2 separate regions of the Homo sapiens genome follow, and region 1 is linked to region 2. Evidence: chromatin loops called from intact Hi-C (ENCODE). Cell type or tissue: PC-9. All regions are shown on one strand.

Region 1 (8,000 bases), 89 kb after region 2:
AATAAACACATGCTCTGGTATAAATAGCTGTAGGGCTTTGACATTGCCTTTACATTCAAAATGAGTTCATGTCATGCTGAAAGAGGAGTCCCGAGGGAAGCAGGACCTCGCTGCAGAGCTTGGCTTAGGAGAAGCAGAGAGCTGGGTGCTTCCCCACCTGATTCCCAGCTTCTGCTCTGTGAGTTCCAAGCTGCAAAACTCTGGGCAAGTCACTTATCAGCTGTGATCCATCTGTCGCCGTCGATAGAGCAGCATCAGTGACTCCTGGCTTCCTCACAGGGCCACCAGGAGGGCCAGCAGATGACCTCAGTGGGAGACAGCAGGGCTGTTGAGACGAGGACTCCCCAGCTGTTGCAGGGTCCATACAGCAGTTTGGGGGACACCAGCCTCCAGGTCAAGTTCTGGTCTGCTGTGACCCGAGGCCCCAGAGATCCCTGTGGAAAGACTGAACTACTCACATAATGCTGACCACTGGAGTTTGCAAAGCCTGTTGACATTTGAGAGCTCACCTCTAAGCCACCTGGCTGTTCTGTGAGGTGGACAAGGTGGGGAAATGGTGCTTCTGCGACAGACAGTGAAGCTGATGCTCAGAGATTGGATCTCAGGAACCCAAGTCCCCAACGTGGCCCAGGGGGTCTTGAAGCCTGACCTGTGGCCCAGCCCCCAGACTCCAAGGCCAGGGCTCTTTTTACTATCCTCTGTGAGATGGAGATGGGTTTACTATGTCCATTTTACAAATAGGGAAACTGAGACTCCCAGAAGGCCGGGTGACGAGCCCAACTCATATATGCTCAGATCTGTGAGGTGACATAGGGTTCCTAAAAATCACGGTAGCATGCAGGGCCTGTGGCAAGAATGGGGTTAGGAGCACAACACTCAAAATATTACCAGTAACATTGAAAACAAAGACAGAAGCTGAATAAAATGATAGCACCATTTTACACACGTTAAATGCATAGGAAATGCATAAACACGAAGGTAAACATGGCACTTACCTTGGGAAAGATCCGAATTTACCTGTGCACCTGGGCCCAAGAAGAGTTACAGTTTCTAAGTGATTGTGCAGTGGAGGAAGGAGGGTTACCTGAAATGGAGCAGATGGTTGTAACACCAGGTGTGGACAGGTGTGGCTCCTAACCCACAGCTGAGGTGACGTTGAAGGGCCACGTGTGTGTGCACATGCTTGTGTGTGTGTGTGTGTGTCCTGCAGGGCTTGCCAAGCAGGATGTAGTTTTCTGCATTGGCCTAGCATTTCCTGAGGACAAAATCACATATAGGTAAAAACCAAATTCGCATCACGCTCAAATTACCACTAACATGTCAATCACACTAGAACAAATTTGTATTTTCAAGACAAGCCTCAGAGCAGAACTGGCTGTACCTAGTGCAGGGTGAGGCTGCAAGTGAAACACGGGCGCGCTTCTTTTTCTGATCCCAAAGTGTTCTTTACATAGAATGTTTCTGCAGGCATTTTCTTCTTTCTCTTCCTCTTAGCCTGGCTCCAGGCTGGCAGTAGATAGCATCAGCTACCTGCAACAGATGGGGTTGATGGGGTGGCGCGGGCAATGGCGCAGGAAAAATTCTGAGACTACGCCTGAACCAGCAGAAGGAAGCCATGATGGGTCATGGTGTCTTGGAGACACAGATGAGAGAGTTTTGTACTCTACTCCAGATCTGCAACTTGCCAACTGCGTGGGCTTGGACAGGAGACTCAGCTTCCTTGAAGCTTGGTTTCCTCGTCTGTAAAATGGGAATAAATGTAGTACAACCCTCACCAGGTGAGTCTAAGGGTTAAATGAGATCAGGCATGTAGTAAGTGTTCAACAAACTCTGATGACCTTGCTCCTCCTCCTCCCCTTCCTCTACTCCCTCTTCCAAATCTCCTTCTACTGCTTCTTCATAGTCATCTTTGTCATCATCACCATCATCATCATCACCATCGTCATCCTACCACCAAAGAAAAAAAGTCACAACCCCCCAGTTCCTGAGACATGGACGATGGAGCCAATTTTCTAGGAGCATCAAAATCTTAATGAATCCTCTGGGTCTGAGGTACATCATTTGTCCTTGCACCCTAGACTTCACTTACTGCAGGAAGCAAGCTCTTCCTTGAGAAAAGCAGCAGGAGCAAAGCGCTCCTTGGCTTGGTCTCCCCAAATGGCAGTTTTCCTATTGGGTCCTGTGCTGTGACTTTTCTTCCCTGGAGCTCTGCATTTGTGCGCATTCCTTACGTGCCCTGAATGATCTCAGCACCAATTGCCCACACGTCTGAAACCAGGAGGCCAGCTCCAGGAAGGCGGGACATGTCTGGGAGGTGGTTTCAGGCATTCAAAGTGCTGTCCACAGACTACAAGCATGGGCATCGCCTGGGAGCTTGTTAGGAATGCAAAATCTCAGGCCCGGCCAGGAACCATAACCTGCATTTTAATAGGATGCCCAGGTGACCCGATGCACATTACAGTTCGAGAAGCACTGGTCTTAAGGGACACAAGAGCCACAGCCCACTGGGCTCTGGGAGAAATGGCTATCCCTTGATATATTGAATGCCTGTTTCTTTTGGTATGTCCTGGGGATTACGTGCACATGTCTAAACTCACATGGGATGGTGTTAGAATCCTGACTCCAGCTGATATTCTGTGTGGCTTCAGGCAATTGGCTTCACCTTTCTGAGCCTCTGTTTCTTTTTCTGTGGTCTGAAATCATAATAATAATAGTTATTAATGTTTGACACAAAACATTAATGCATCCAGCACAGTTCTTAGCATGCAGTAAAACTCACAGAAAATGATATGACCACCATTGTTATTTGGGGTGAACACTGCAAGGTCCTCCACCAATATCCACTTTCTTTTTCTTCTTCACTAACAGAATCTCAATTTTATTCAAGCAGTAAATTGCGTTTCACAATAGGCACCTTAGTAGATGTGCCTGTTCAACAACGTTCGCCTTCCCAGACCTCCTGGAAACCAGAAATGACCATGTGACCATGGTCACAATCCTTTGGCAGCTTTCTCTCCTCAATAGAAAAAAAAAAAAAAGATTTTAGAATGTCCTTTCTTTCCTTTCCTCCCTTCTTTCTTCTTGGACTCTGGATGTGATGTCTGGAGACAAAGCAGCCATTTTGTTCTGGTGGGGATGAAAAGCACAGTGGAAGGATGGGTAAGAGGAGAGAAAGAAGGTGGCTGGGTTTCAGTAGCACTGTGGAGCCACTATTTGGATTGCCTGTGTCTGGGCTTCATGGTATGAAGCAGGTGGGAGGATTAAAGATCAATTTCTCTGACATACAGCCCAACATAGTCCTAACTAGTAATGCCGTCATCATAACGCTGTCATCATTATGATAGCTGTTGTTCCTGACCATCTCTGGCACATACTAAGGACTCATCCTGGGTCCTTGGTAAGCATTTGCTAATTTCCGTTGAACAGTTTGAAGGAAACTTAACCTGGGAAACAGAATTGACTATCAAGCTCCTTTAAAAAATGAGAATAAAAAGAAAACATAATCCAACTATCCACCAATAAAACCTACTAAATGCATTTTGACATGCAGCTTTTCATGTTTCTTTTTACAAACACATTTAAATATACACCTACTTGTAATGATAACGTGCACTGTGTATGGTTTTATAACCTGTTAATTTTCATGTATCTGTATATTACCATATTTTTCATGCCATTAAATTTTGCTTCTACAATAAAAATAACAAATCAGGTAATGAGATGAGCCTGATCCTTCACTTGCTTCAGTTTTGCCTTCCAAGAACTGTGTCTTTGCAACACTTATTTGAGCAGACATCACCCCCACAAATGCCTGAATGAACATTTCCTGTTGAAAAACTGCATCGGGAAAGACGTCAGAGCTGCTGGCTCACGTTTTCTGGAGAGCTTCTTACAATGCCCAGAGGAAACATGGGATAGTCACTCCTTTAACGGCTACTCATTATGTTCCTCCAAATACTGCTATGAAAAATTCACACCCATTTTCACAATGAATGCACATTTTTTTACAATGATGAAAATGATGTAAGACTTTAATTCTGAAGTTCTACTCCAGGACTTCAAATGCTTCTTGTCCTGCTTTGGTCCAAGGTCCTGCGTGTGTGGGAAGCCCTGTCTTCGGAAGGCAAGTGAATCAGAAATTACTTCTGAAACTGACTCCAATACTGATAATGTGCTGATAACAGAACGAATAGCATCCTTAGTATTTCTCACTTAATAAAATAAGACAAGAAATGATTTGGAAAAGCACCTGCGCCAAGTCACAGGGGCCAGGCTGCCTGAGGGACTCCCACCCCACCCTACCCCCACTGCACCCACCAGGGCAGCCTGTCCTTGTTCCCCAGCTAATTGTTCCTATGTCAGAAGGTGGATTCAGTGCTGCTGGATTTTTTAAGAGTGATTAGAAATATACATTTTTATTTGAAATCTTCCCATTTTTAAAGGTCAGCCACTTCTTAAAACCACAAAACCACTATTAAGAGCCACAAAATAAAACCAGTCCACAGGCAGAGGCGGGCCAGTGCTTGGAGTTAGCATGCCCTCCTTGCCAGCCTGTCTTGTTAGGGAGAGGACGGAGTTTCAGAAGAGACGTTGCCAGAGGGCCATCGCATTATGGTAATAGCCTTTTTGCTTAACTTCGGTTTGTCCACACCCAGTGCTTCAGGCACAAATGAGACAAATTAAAGGCATTCAGCTGGGAGCCAGCACACATTTTTTTAGTTAAGGAGCTGAGCGAGTCATTAACCGCCTAGGGCTGGTGGAAGGCGGGGGAGGCCCCAGCAAACCCAGGAGGTGCCCAGGACCCATGACCTCATTCTGTCCCAGCCCAAGTCTTCACTGCTTCATGAGGAGTTGTGACAGCGTGGCCTTCTCCAGCCCCACATGGCAACAGCAAGGCCAGGGAGGTGGGGAGCTCGCTGTTTCTGTTCCCCACAATCCAAGCCTCCAGACCCAGGTCTGGGATGACAGAGAAAATCCCAAAGAGTAGGCTTGCCGCACTTCACTGGCGTGGAGCACTGTGACTAATGCCCACACTTAGCCTGGTGCTCACTAAGCCCTGGCTGATACCACTGGGCGCTCACACTGTTGGGTGCCAAGGCCTTCCTGAGTCATCTTGCCTTCCCTCTAATTGAACAGCCTTCAACCTATATAGGATGATCAGCTCTTCTCGGTTCACAGGGGACTTTCCTGGTTTTGGTACTGAAAAGTCCCACATCCCCAGGAGCCCTTCATTCTGGGCAAACCAGGACACTTGGTCACTCTGAGTCTATGCAAAGCCCAGGGAGTTGATTTTGAATCCAAAATTGAGAAGTCCCATCCGACTGCAGAAGGGCATAATTTTAAAAAATCAGAACGTGGGCATTCCAGCTAGGTGGGCTGGAGTAAAGAATACTCGACTGGACTTTGCTTCCAAGGGTAGAAGGGCAGTACTGACCACAGCAGGATAGTCCTAGAAGCAGCTGGCCACCCTCCACAACCTTGCTACTCAAAGTGTGGTCCCCAGGTCAGCAGTATCAGCACCATCTGTGAACCTTTTAGAAATGCAGACTCTCAGGCCCCAGCCTGGACCAACTAGATCAGAATCTGCATTTTGAGAAGATGCTTGGGTGCCACATAGCACACAGGTTGGAGAGGTACTGTCTGTGGGTGCTGCGTTCTTACAGCTTAACTTGGTGAAAGGAGAGAATGGGGCTCCAGAGAGGTGTCGGGAACCTGAGCAGGTGCAAGAAGTCTCATTTCACCTCCCTGGGTTCCTGGAGGCTAAAGCTGTTCAGCTCCCAGAAAGGCAAGGAGGTCTGTCTACCAGGATAGAAGGACACAAATGAGTGACAACAGTTCCAGGCTACATGTCCCCTGACTATAGACCTTAGAGGACAAGGGACTTTGTGCATTTTTTTTATTACCCCCTCTGCCTAGATTTTCCAGGACCTTCCAGATAAAATGTACTAAATTCTGTATTAGATTGGAATGCTTTGGGCTGCAGGTATCAGAAACCCAACTAACAGTGGCTTAAACAAATAGAAGTTTATTGTTCTCACACAACGAGCAGGGAGGGGTGGGTGCTGTGTGGCTGGGGCATGGCTTGGCCATGCCGGCAGGGACAGAGGCTCTCCCTGCCTTCCCCTCTAGAATTCTAAGCACTTCCACTTTCTGTCCTCAGGTTGGTGGCCTTATGGCCTCAGGATGACCTGCTGCAGCTTGAAGCATCATGTTGATGCTTTCAAGACAAGAAAGGAAAAGGGGAAAGCCAATGAACATGACCTTCTTTTTCAGGAGAGCAAAATATTTCTTATAAATTGACCACCTACTTCAGCTCAAGCCTTGTTTGTGGTGCCGCAATGCCATCCGGACCGAAGAGAGTCTGGGAAATAAGTCACTGACAAGAGGGACAAGCAGCTGTGAGGAGCTCAGATCAATCCTGATCCATTGCCTAGAGCCAAAGAGAGCCAAGAGGGAGCCAGCCACGGCCCGGAGACGCCTCCTGTAGGTCTTCTGGTCTTTGCATAATGGCCCTGATCATGTTGGCTGTTCATTTACATTTCTGACCCCTTCTAGGTGATGGAACACTTAAAGGCAGTGAACATGTCTTAGTTGTCTCAATACGTCCCTGGTGCTAACATACCAGGCACAGAGTATGCTCAGTGGATATTTACAGAATGAATGAATGAGGATGCCCTCAGTGCCCATTAGCCAGAGCCACTCATCCCCAAATGTCTCGAGATGGTGGCATCGGCTTTATCTCACAATTGGCTTTATCTCCATAATAACTTATCTTTTCAAACTGGAACCAGGCTTCAGATAACTGGGGCAAAGTCATAGAGAATCATCTAGCTTGAGTCTGAAGTTTCAGTTCCATGGAGCCTGGCTTAGGAGTGCGATCAGAGGTGGTCAGCAGCTGCCAGACTCACCCACTCCCATGAGGCCGACTACATAAAAAGAAGGAACAAAATAAAAGCCAGCCTCTGGAGTCAGGTGAAGCCATTTGTTCTTAAGGGGAGTCACAGGCAAGGCTGCACTGTGTGCCTTAGAATGTCGCAGCTAATCATGGTCCATGAAACATGATGGGATGGAGCAAGTCAGACGATTCCGCCTGATATGTGCCATATGACAGCCGTTAAGTCGCTCGGTCTACTGGAAATAACATTTCATGGTGATCCAGGTAGGGGAATGCAGCCAAGAGCAGAGAGACTCCTCCCGTCTCGCTGGAGAACAGGAGGGGGTTGTTAGGGTGACGTCTGTCATTTTATGAGCCAAGTCAAGGCATATAAAAGCCAGGGAGGGCACAGGGTCTCCCCAGGAACTAATTTGGATGGGAAAAATAAAGATTTTATGTGCTGGCTCAGGCACTGGACTGAAAATCTCAAGAATCTAATCAGCGCCAGGTGGAGGGTGAAGCAGCTCAGTGGCTGGCGAGGACCCTGCGTGGGGCAGGCAGGACGTGGGGGCCACATGTCTCCGTGCTGGAGATGCATCAGGCTGAGTCATAACAGGCTTGGGCTTCAGCGACCCACATCTTTGGGCAAGTCGCTTCCCCTCTCAGCTCCCTCTGTTTCCACATGTGAAAAATGCTTGTGAGGATGAAAGGCAAGAAGGTGGAGGCCAAGAGCTCAGCACGGTGCCCGGCACAGAGCGGTTGCCAATAAACAAATCATAATCATAGCCATTAATGGGGCCAAGTCCCAGCTAGGGTGCCCTGAGGCCTCCCCCTCCCTCTGTGGCCAGGTGGTACGGTTGCCAGATTGAGCAAACAAAAATACAGGACACTCAGTTAAAATCGAATTTCAGATAGACAATGAATCATCTTTTTTTAGTATCCATATGCCCCTAAATATTTCATGGGACATACTGATACTAAAAAGTTATTTATTTTTTATTTGAAATTCAAATTTAGCCAGGCATCCTGTGTTTTTTCTGGCAACCCTACAGGGTGAGCTTAGGTGCAGCCATAGATGAAAGAAGGGATTTCAATGTCAGTGATGGCTGAGTCGAGTGGTCAAATT
Region 2 (8,000 bases):
GGTCAACCCAGTCCCTAGTAAGCTAAAATCCAACCAGAGCCTAAGGGCCAAATTGCATTAAAAATGTGAGCAAAGCCCTTTCTCCAGGCTCCATCTCCCTTACCTGCTCCCACCCTCTACCACTCTGCCCCGACAGGCCGCTGCCCCAGAGACTGCAGTTAGAAAACCTGAATTCAAACAATGACTTGCACCAGCTCGCTTTGACTTTGGCAAGCCTCTGAAACCTCTGTTGTTTCTTCATTGAGGAGGTCAAGGGCAGCATTGCTTGAGCACCTATTGTGTACCTAGTACTGTGCTTAGTGTTTGACAATGTTCTTTCATTTTACCTGCCAGAGCACGGGCTCCCCAAAGGCCAGGAACGAGTCTGGTTTCTGGAACAGCACTGTCTCCTCAGCACCTAGACCTGGGCACATAGCAGACAACCAAGGAATGCCCATCAACGAGAGGAGGCCTCACCTCATGGCGGCCATGTGGGGCAGGAATGACTGTAATCCCCCCTAACCAATGGAACAGCTAAGACTCAGAGAGGGTGAGTGTCTTTCCCAAGGTCACACAGCTAGTAGGTAGGTGAGCTAGGACTTCCAGCCCCGGACTGCATGCCTTTTGGCTATGTCACCTTAGCCACTCTTCCCTGCCACTACTGCCTCCCAGGTTTGCTGGAGGATCACATGCTGAGCTGCTCACATGCTGAGCTGTTCACCTGCTGAGCAAGCAAGCATCAAACGCCCATGGAATACAAGGTTCTAGGGACCTAGAACTAGAAAGACATTCCTTTTCTGCTAGTCTGTGGCTCTTCCAGGGTAGAGATGGAGCACCACACCTGGTGAAGAGCGCGGACTTGCAGGCTTACCAGAATTTGCCTGTGTATGAGTTTCTTCTTGCCATTGTAACAACTGACCACGACTTAGCTTAAAGCAACACACATTTCCTCTTTTACGGTTCTGGAAGTCTGAAATGGAGTCTCATCGGGCTAAAATTGTGTTGGCAGGGCTGTGTTCCTTCTGAGGCTCTAAGGGAGAAATCCGTTTCCTCGTCTTTTCCAGCTTCTAGAGTTTGCTTGTACTACTTGCCTCATGGCCCCTCCTCTATCTCCAAATCCAGCAAGCTCATCACTCCAACCTCTGCTGCCATTCCGATGTCTCTCTCTGACATTGACCTCCTGGCCCACCACTTCCCTTATTAGGATCCCTGTGATTACACTGTACTCACCCAGATAATCCAGGAGAGTCTCCCCCTCCAGCTCCTTACCCTAATTACACCTGCAAGGCCCCCTTTGCCTTAAAAGGTGGCATAGTTACAGTTTTGGGGGTCAGAATGCAGACATCTTTGGGGATGGTCTTAGTGCACTTACTTTGCTATAAAAGAATACCTGAAGGCAGGTAATTTATAAAGAAAAGAGCTTTATTAGGCTTATAGTTCCACGGCTGTACAAGAAGCATGGCACCAGCATCCGCTTCTGGGGAGGCCACAAGCTGCTTCTACTCATGGCAGAAAGGGAAGGAGAGCTGATGTGTGCAGAAATCACACAATGACTGAGTGCAGCAATTCTCCACCCAACCAATGGAAAAGCGAGAGAGAGACAGGGAGAGACAGTGAGCAGTAACAATGGGTGGAGGTGGTCCTACACTCTTTTCAACAACTAGTGCTCACGGGGACTAACAGAGCAGAGCTCTCTCCTCGAAGAAGGGCATTGCCCTCATGACCCAAAGACCTTCCACCAGGCCCCACCTCCAACACCACGGATCAGATTTCAATACGAGACTTGGGGACAAACTAGCCATGTCCAAACCACAGCTGGGACCATGACTCCTCCCAGCACATCGAGTTTGTGGGGTTGTATTATCAGAATTGCAATATGGCTTAGTTGGCTCAGGCTGCCATAAAAGAATGCCATAGGCTGGGTGGCTTAAACCACAGAAATGCATTTTTTCATGGTTCTGGAGGCTGGAAGTCCGAGATCAGGGTGCCAGCGTGGCAGGGTTCTGGTGAGGACCCTCTTCCTGGTTTGCATATTGCTGCCCCCTCGCTGTGGCTCATGTGACCTTTCCTGGGTCTGTGCTTAACGTGAGAGCAAGGTCTCCACCACCAAGGCCACCAGCCCTATCAGATGAGGACCTCACCCTTATGAGCTCACTGAACTTTACCTCCAAAAAGTTCAGTCTTAACACACGGTTAGATTGGGGTTAGGGCTTTAATATAGAAATTTTGGGGGGACACATTTCTGTCTCGAGCACAGAACACAGGAGACTGCTGGCTCCCACACCCTCCCTTTCTCTTCCCCTGAGAACCACGTTTCCCAGGCCACCCTTCCTCCCACTCGTTTCCCTCTGTGCTCTGCCAAGGGGAGGCCCCAGAGGAAGGTTGAGGGGAGGGAGGGAGGAGACACCCAGGTGTGTCCCCCTCTTTCAGTCGGCAGTGGGTGAGTCTCCTCTGTGGCTCCAGCTCCCCATAGGCAGCCTCAGCTCACAGCTGGGGGCTCAGACAACACAGTTCCTCCCTTTGTCCTGCTAGCCCAGGGGCAGTGGGGACTTCCTGCTGTTGCTCATCTGTGTTGCTCTCACTGCCCTGGGGCTTGGCTTTCCAGCTCTTCTGCCACCTTTATATGGAGATTTTGGCATGCACGTCCATCATTGGACTCCATTTTTCTGTCTGGGTCTTGACTAAGACTTCCCTTCACCCACAGGGCCTCGAGCCCTTCACAGGGTCCCTCAAGTGTTGGGGCAGGGGCTTCAGGTGTTGGTCCTCCTCCTGCCTGGCATCCTCTGCCCCGCCTTGGCAACGTCAGTAGCTGCAGAACATCTGCGTCTACTCCTCTGCCCATCCTGGGTCTGTGCTGAGGGCCCTGGGGTGCAGCAAGCTGCTAAGCCTGCAGCCAAACCTGGGTCCCTCTCTACTCTCTTTTGTGCTATTCTGTGTTTTCTAAATGGTTTGACAAATAGTGTCATTGTTTTTACGCAAGAAACACCAATAGAATCTTTAATTCAAAAAAAAAATCAGGGCTTTCCTCTAACACAATGTAACTTCTTTCTTTTTTTTTTTTTTTTTTTGAGACAGGGTCATGCTCTGTCACAAAAAAAAATCTCGACTCTTTTTTTGATGGAGCTGGAGCGCAATCTTGTCTCACTGCAGCCTCAACCTCCTGGGTCCAGCGATCCTCCTACCTCAGCCTCCCGAGTAGCTGGGACTACAGCCATGTGTCACCATGCCCGGCTAATTTTCTTTTCCTTTTTTTGTAGAGATGGGGACTCACTTTGTTGCCCTGGCTGATCTCAAACTCCTGGCTTCAAGTGATCCTCCTGCCTCAGCCTCCCAAAGTGCTGGGATTATAGGTGTGATCTACCGTGTCCAGCCCTGATAGAACTTTCTGTGCTCATGACACTGTTCTTTCTGTATATATTGTCCAGGACAGCAGCCACCAGGCGCAGGTGGCTATGGAATACTTGAAACATCTATGATGGAGGAACTGAATTTTAAATTTTATTTCATTTCAATGCATTTAAATTTAAATAGCCACAAGTACTGGTTACCACAGCTTTAGACTTTGGTAAGATTCCTGGAGCCCTTGTAGTGGGACTAACAAAGACTGTCTCTATGTCCTAGGATTTCTCTCCAGCAATTTCACACCCGTATGAAAGTGTCTTGTACACATCCCCCTACCCCCAAATCATCATTCAACAGGTTATCATTGTGTCCAGCCTTGTGTGAGGGGCATAAGGTGAGTCGGAGGGAAGCAGAAATGGAGGGCACAGAATAAATGTCTGGAGGTCTCAGGGTGGCAGACCAAGGGTCCCTGGGCTGGCGTGCTGGGCTGTGATGCATTGGTGACTTCAGGGCAGACCGGCTTTGTGGAGAGTAGGGAACTCACACCCACTCCATCACTCCCTCTTGTCTTCCTCCCCTAGCTCATAATACAGCAGATTTAATTCAAGGTCTTTTACAAATCCTTGAATGACACAGTCAGGAAAATATACAGAAGTCAACATGAAGTTTTAATTTTCCACACAAATAAATCTGCCTGTACAGCCCACACTGGAGCAGGTTTAGAGCCAGGCCCTCAGACAGGTGCAGAGATGCTAGGAGATGCTTTGCTGGAAGAGGAACCTTTGCTTTCCTCTGCTGACATCTCCAAATCCCAGTCCCAGGCAGTGCCAGTGCATAGGGACCTCAGCATGGGCATCCACTTCCTGGAGAGCACAGTGAAGGGAAAACTTCCTAAATGCCCAGGCCTCTCCTCCCTCCCGTATTTATGACAAGCTAACCATCTGACAATTCCTTATAGAGCTGGGTCCCTGAGTCCTAAATTCTGACCAAGGTGTGAGTTTGGCAGAAGGCTGTGGAGAGATTGGCTGGAGTCTCAGTGACAGGCTGGAAGCCAGCAAGGTGCTTAAGGGTCCTCACATTTCATTCTCCAAACCTCCTGCTCCTCCAACAGAGACATTTTGCCCTCTTAAAAGAAAAGAAAGTTGATGTGCAGAGAAGTAAAGAAACTTGCCCAAGGTGTCACCACAAATGAGCAGAGGGGCTGGGGTTCTAGAGGATTCTGGAAGATTCTAGAAGATTCTGGAAGAGGATTCTGGAATATGGGTTGGTTCTATTCACTATACTCAGCACACATCCTCCCAGGAGACAAATACCAGCACCACAGGAGTGGCTAAAAGAGAGGATTAAGGGCACAGAAAGGAGAGAAGGTAGGGTAGAGTGGGGGAAGAGCTCTAAGTGATTCATTGCATGGTTTACCTAACCACAGATTAACCACAAGCAACCATTTCAGCCCCAGCAGTAATGCTGGTCAGTTTCTGAATTGCACGCCTGTACTATGTAGGGCTTTTCTCCCACTGGTTCTTTTAAATTTGCAGCTTCCCAATGATGAAGTTGTTACCATCCCTGTCTACAGGTAAAGAAACAGGCTGAGAGGTCAAATGATTTGCCCAAGGTCATGTGGCTGGGGAGGGGAAGAACGGGGCCTTGATCCCAGGGGTCCAAAGCTGATGGTTTTCACTAGCACACAACTGCCTTTCCTAGGTGGCCAGAGCAGAAGGAAATCAAGCCGGACCAGAGTAGCCCCTTCTTGCTCCACAGAACCACAGCCTTGCCAGGTCCCAAGGCATTTGGCCTGTCCTGACAGTGATGGGATCTCCCAAAATACAGCCCCCTCAGAGACCATCAGAACTCAGTCCAAATGGGGCCTGGAAGGATTCTCCTGATGTTAAAATACCTCGTTCACCCCACAGCCTCCGTCGTTGCTCTGGGACCTCGTTGCTGACCCTGGATGACAGACCACTGCCTAGGATGAAATTCCCCTCTGGATGGATGGCTTCTGGTTTGGTGATGGAATGGATTCCAGGGCCTCTGAGGAAGGCAGGAAGCCTTGGGACTTGGCAATCTCCACAGGAGATGGGGTGTGTGCTAGGTGAGGCCCCCATCACCAGGAGCAAGGCCTGGTCCACCCTGAGACCCAGCGCCCACTTACTGTCCATGCCTTCACCTTGCTAAGTTAGTGTGTGGTCCACTTGCTAAGAGAAACAACAGGTATTAAGGGTTTAAGAAAAAATGAAACCCAAAACAAGCTCTGAAGTTCTGTAGACCTTGGCCAACTCTCAGCACAGCCACTTACTTGCTAGCTAATCTTGAGCACGTCCCTTAACTTCTCTAACCTTTTTCCTCCATTCGTAAAACTGGGAAAATTTGCATCTTTTTCGTGCATTCGTTTTGAGAAATAGATGGATATGTGTGTGCCTGTCAGCTCGACGCTGGGTGCAGAGTGAGTGCGCTAAGCACGGTGGCTTCCTTGACTGTAGAGATGCATCCTAGCTCCTGCCTGGTCTGTCCCAGGTGGACAGAGGTGATGGCATCTGGAGGGGTCCCACCTCCAATGTCTTAATCCAGGGCCTTTCTGTGGCATAGTGCTGAGCCAGCGTACTGAAAGGCCACAGAGAGGTGCAGCAGGTGGCGAGTTGAGCCCCCACCTCCCCAACCCCAGTGATTTTCCCTGAAAAGACACCCCATGCTTTGTTTTGTTGTCTGGCTTATGTAAACTTGCCTCTTGTTTTATAGTTGCTTCCCCAGCTTTAAACTAAAGGCTGTTATTGACAGCCTATAGTTGCTTCCCCAACGGCCAATCCCTCCAGCTCCCCTCCTGCTTCCAGGCAAACAACCCCAGTCATAAGGGCCTGCGATGTTCCCAGTCCCAGGGAATGAGTCCTGATTGGTCTAAGACAGCTAAGACAATTCTTTTCTACTTTATCAAATACAGATGACCCCTGAACAGCACCAGTTTGAACTGGGGGGTCCACTTATATGTGGAGTTTCTCTCTCTGCCACCTCTGGGACAGCAAGACCAATGCCTCCTCCCCCTCCTCCTCCTGAGCCTACTCACTGTGAGTAGGATGAAGACCTTTAGGATGATCCATTTCCACTTAATCAATAGCAGATATATTTTCTCTTCCTTATGAGTCTTTTAACAACATTTTCTTTTCTCTAGCTTATTTTATTGTAAGAATACGGTGTTGAATGCATATAACGTGCAAATACATGTTAATCAACTGTTTATGTTACGGGTATGGCTTCTGGCCAACAGTAAGCTATTAATAGTTAAGTTTTGGGGAAGTCAAAAGTTATATGCAATTTTTTGACTGCACAGGGAGTCAGCACCCCTCACTCCTCATTGTTCAGGGTCAACTGTACTTGGTTTCCAAGCCTCCCTTATAAGTCGGTATGGCCATGGGACCCAGTTTTAGATGTGAGAAGAGAAGAAGGGTTGCATCTGGGAAGGATTTCTTTCTGGATGAAAGATAGTCTTTTGAGGAGCGGCTCCTTGGTCCCTGCCCTGTCCCTCCTGCTGGAGATGCTGCATGCAAGGGCCTGATGTCTGGAATTGAAGCATCCATGTGGTGACCATGAGACAAGAAGCATGACAATAAAATTTCACTGGGTGGAAGAATGAGGAAGTCTGGATTCTTGATGATACTGTTGCCGTCTGAACATGCCCTGTGACCCTGTACTTCTGGGCATCTGGTTACATGAGCAATAAATATTCTTACGGCTAAAACCAGTGTTTGTCAGTTTTCTGTTGCTTGCAATCAAAAGCGTTCTTCACATAGGCCCCCGAAGAGTGCGTTCATGAGAATTAGAGCAAAGAGAGAATCCTGAAGCCTTGCTGAGCTATGGGCTCTGAGGTAGTTGCTGGGGGAGAGAGGCTAGGAGAGGAGGCAAAAAGAATTTTTCAGAAGTGCCCGGGGGTGGGGGTGTTGTGATTTGGATCCCTTTAATCTCCTTTGAAAATGCAAGTAGAAATTGGAAGTACATTTCATTTCCTTTTGATTATTTAGCTGTCTTTCTTTGAGGAGCAGAGGCTGAGCCTTATGCAGCATAGAAATGATCTGGGCTACACTTGCAATCGCAATTTGAGTTCTGAAAATTATCAGAGATTAAAAAGGAGATAGAATCAAAAGAAGCTGACATGATGATAGCTACGTGCCTTGAGTTCTCATTTGGAATAACCTAGAGAGGATCAAACAAGTTCATTGCCAAAGGGACTGGGGAATGGGGCTGATGTCAAAGCATAAGATTCAAAAATGTCGAAAACAGAATTCTCATCTAAGCACACGGTGAGTACATGCCAAGATTGCTTTATTCATTAATGAAGGAACCAGCATAATGACAAAGCTGACTCAAAAGAGGATGGAGAGAACTGAGGAAATGTTCAGTACAAAGCTGGTTTGTCTCCTGCGTCCTTCAGAGCCAAAACAATTTGTAAACTCAGGTTATCTTTTCTATCGGATGTTAATCATTTGCATCTCTTCTTGACACGCCATCATTTCCTACTTACCAATCTCCCACAAGTCAGCCTTTAACTTTTCAGAGCCTGGGCTCTGATCAATAGTAATGGTTAGAAAACAAAGTTACACCAGAAAGTCAGATAACTTTTATTCAGGCTTGTTAGACAACGTTCTAGTATGATTCGGGAAGCTCTTCACATGGTAATCTTTTCCCCTTATTTC

The links. A loop is a pair of places that touch in the nucleus more often than their neighbours do. Peaks named below come from ENCODE experiments on the same cell type or tissue, not always from the same donor. Only the 100,000 strongest peaks of a DNase experiment are listed, where the experiment ranks them.
Region 1: a loop joins it to region 2, with 4 times the contacts of the local background. A loop is called at or near these places in 2 of 110 quality-filtered maps.

The regions. Positions count from the first base shown.
Region 1 is chr20:57,986,706-57,994,705 of GRCh38, forward strand. It overlaps LOC105372693 (a long non-coding RNA gene), which reads right to left. Exons shown (of 6, transcript XR_007067678.1): 3 at 2,598-2,693; 4 at 1,382-1,530; 5 at 996-1,084; 6 at 1-434. Among named protein-coding and RNA genes, the nearest start is that of LINC01742, 13 kb to the right of the region's middle. In PC-9, no CTCF peak of the experiment used is centred here; DNase peaks (open chromatin) are centred at 3,946, 4,686 and 5,076; H3K27ac peaks cover 3,067 bases.
Region 2 is chr20:57,897,936-57,905,935 of GRCh38, forward strand. No RefSeq gene overlaps it. Among named protein-coding and RNA genes, the nearest start is that of LINC01742, 100 kb to the right of the region's middle. RefSeq lists enhancers at 1,990-2,619, 2,620-3,247. In PC-9, a CTCF peak has its summit at 4,804; DNase peaks (open chromatin) are centred at 2,516 and 4,726.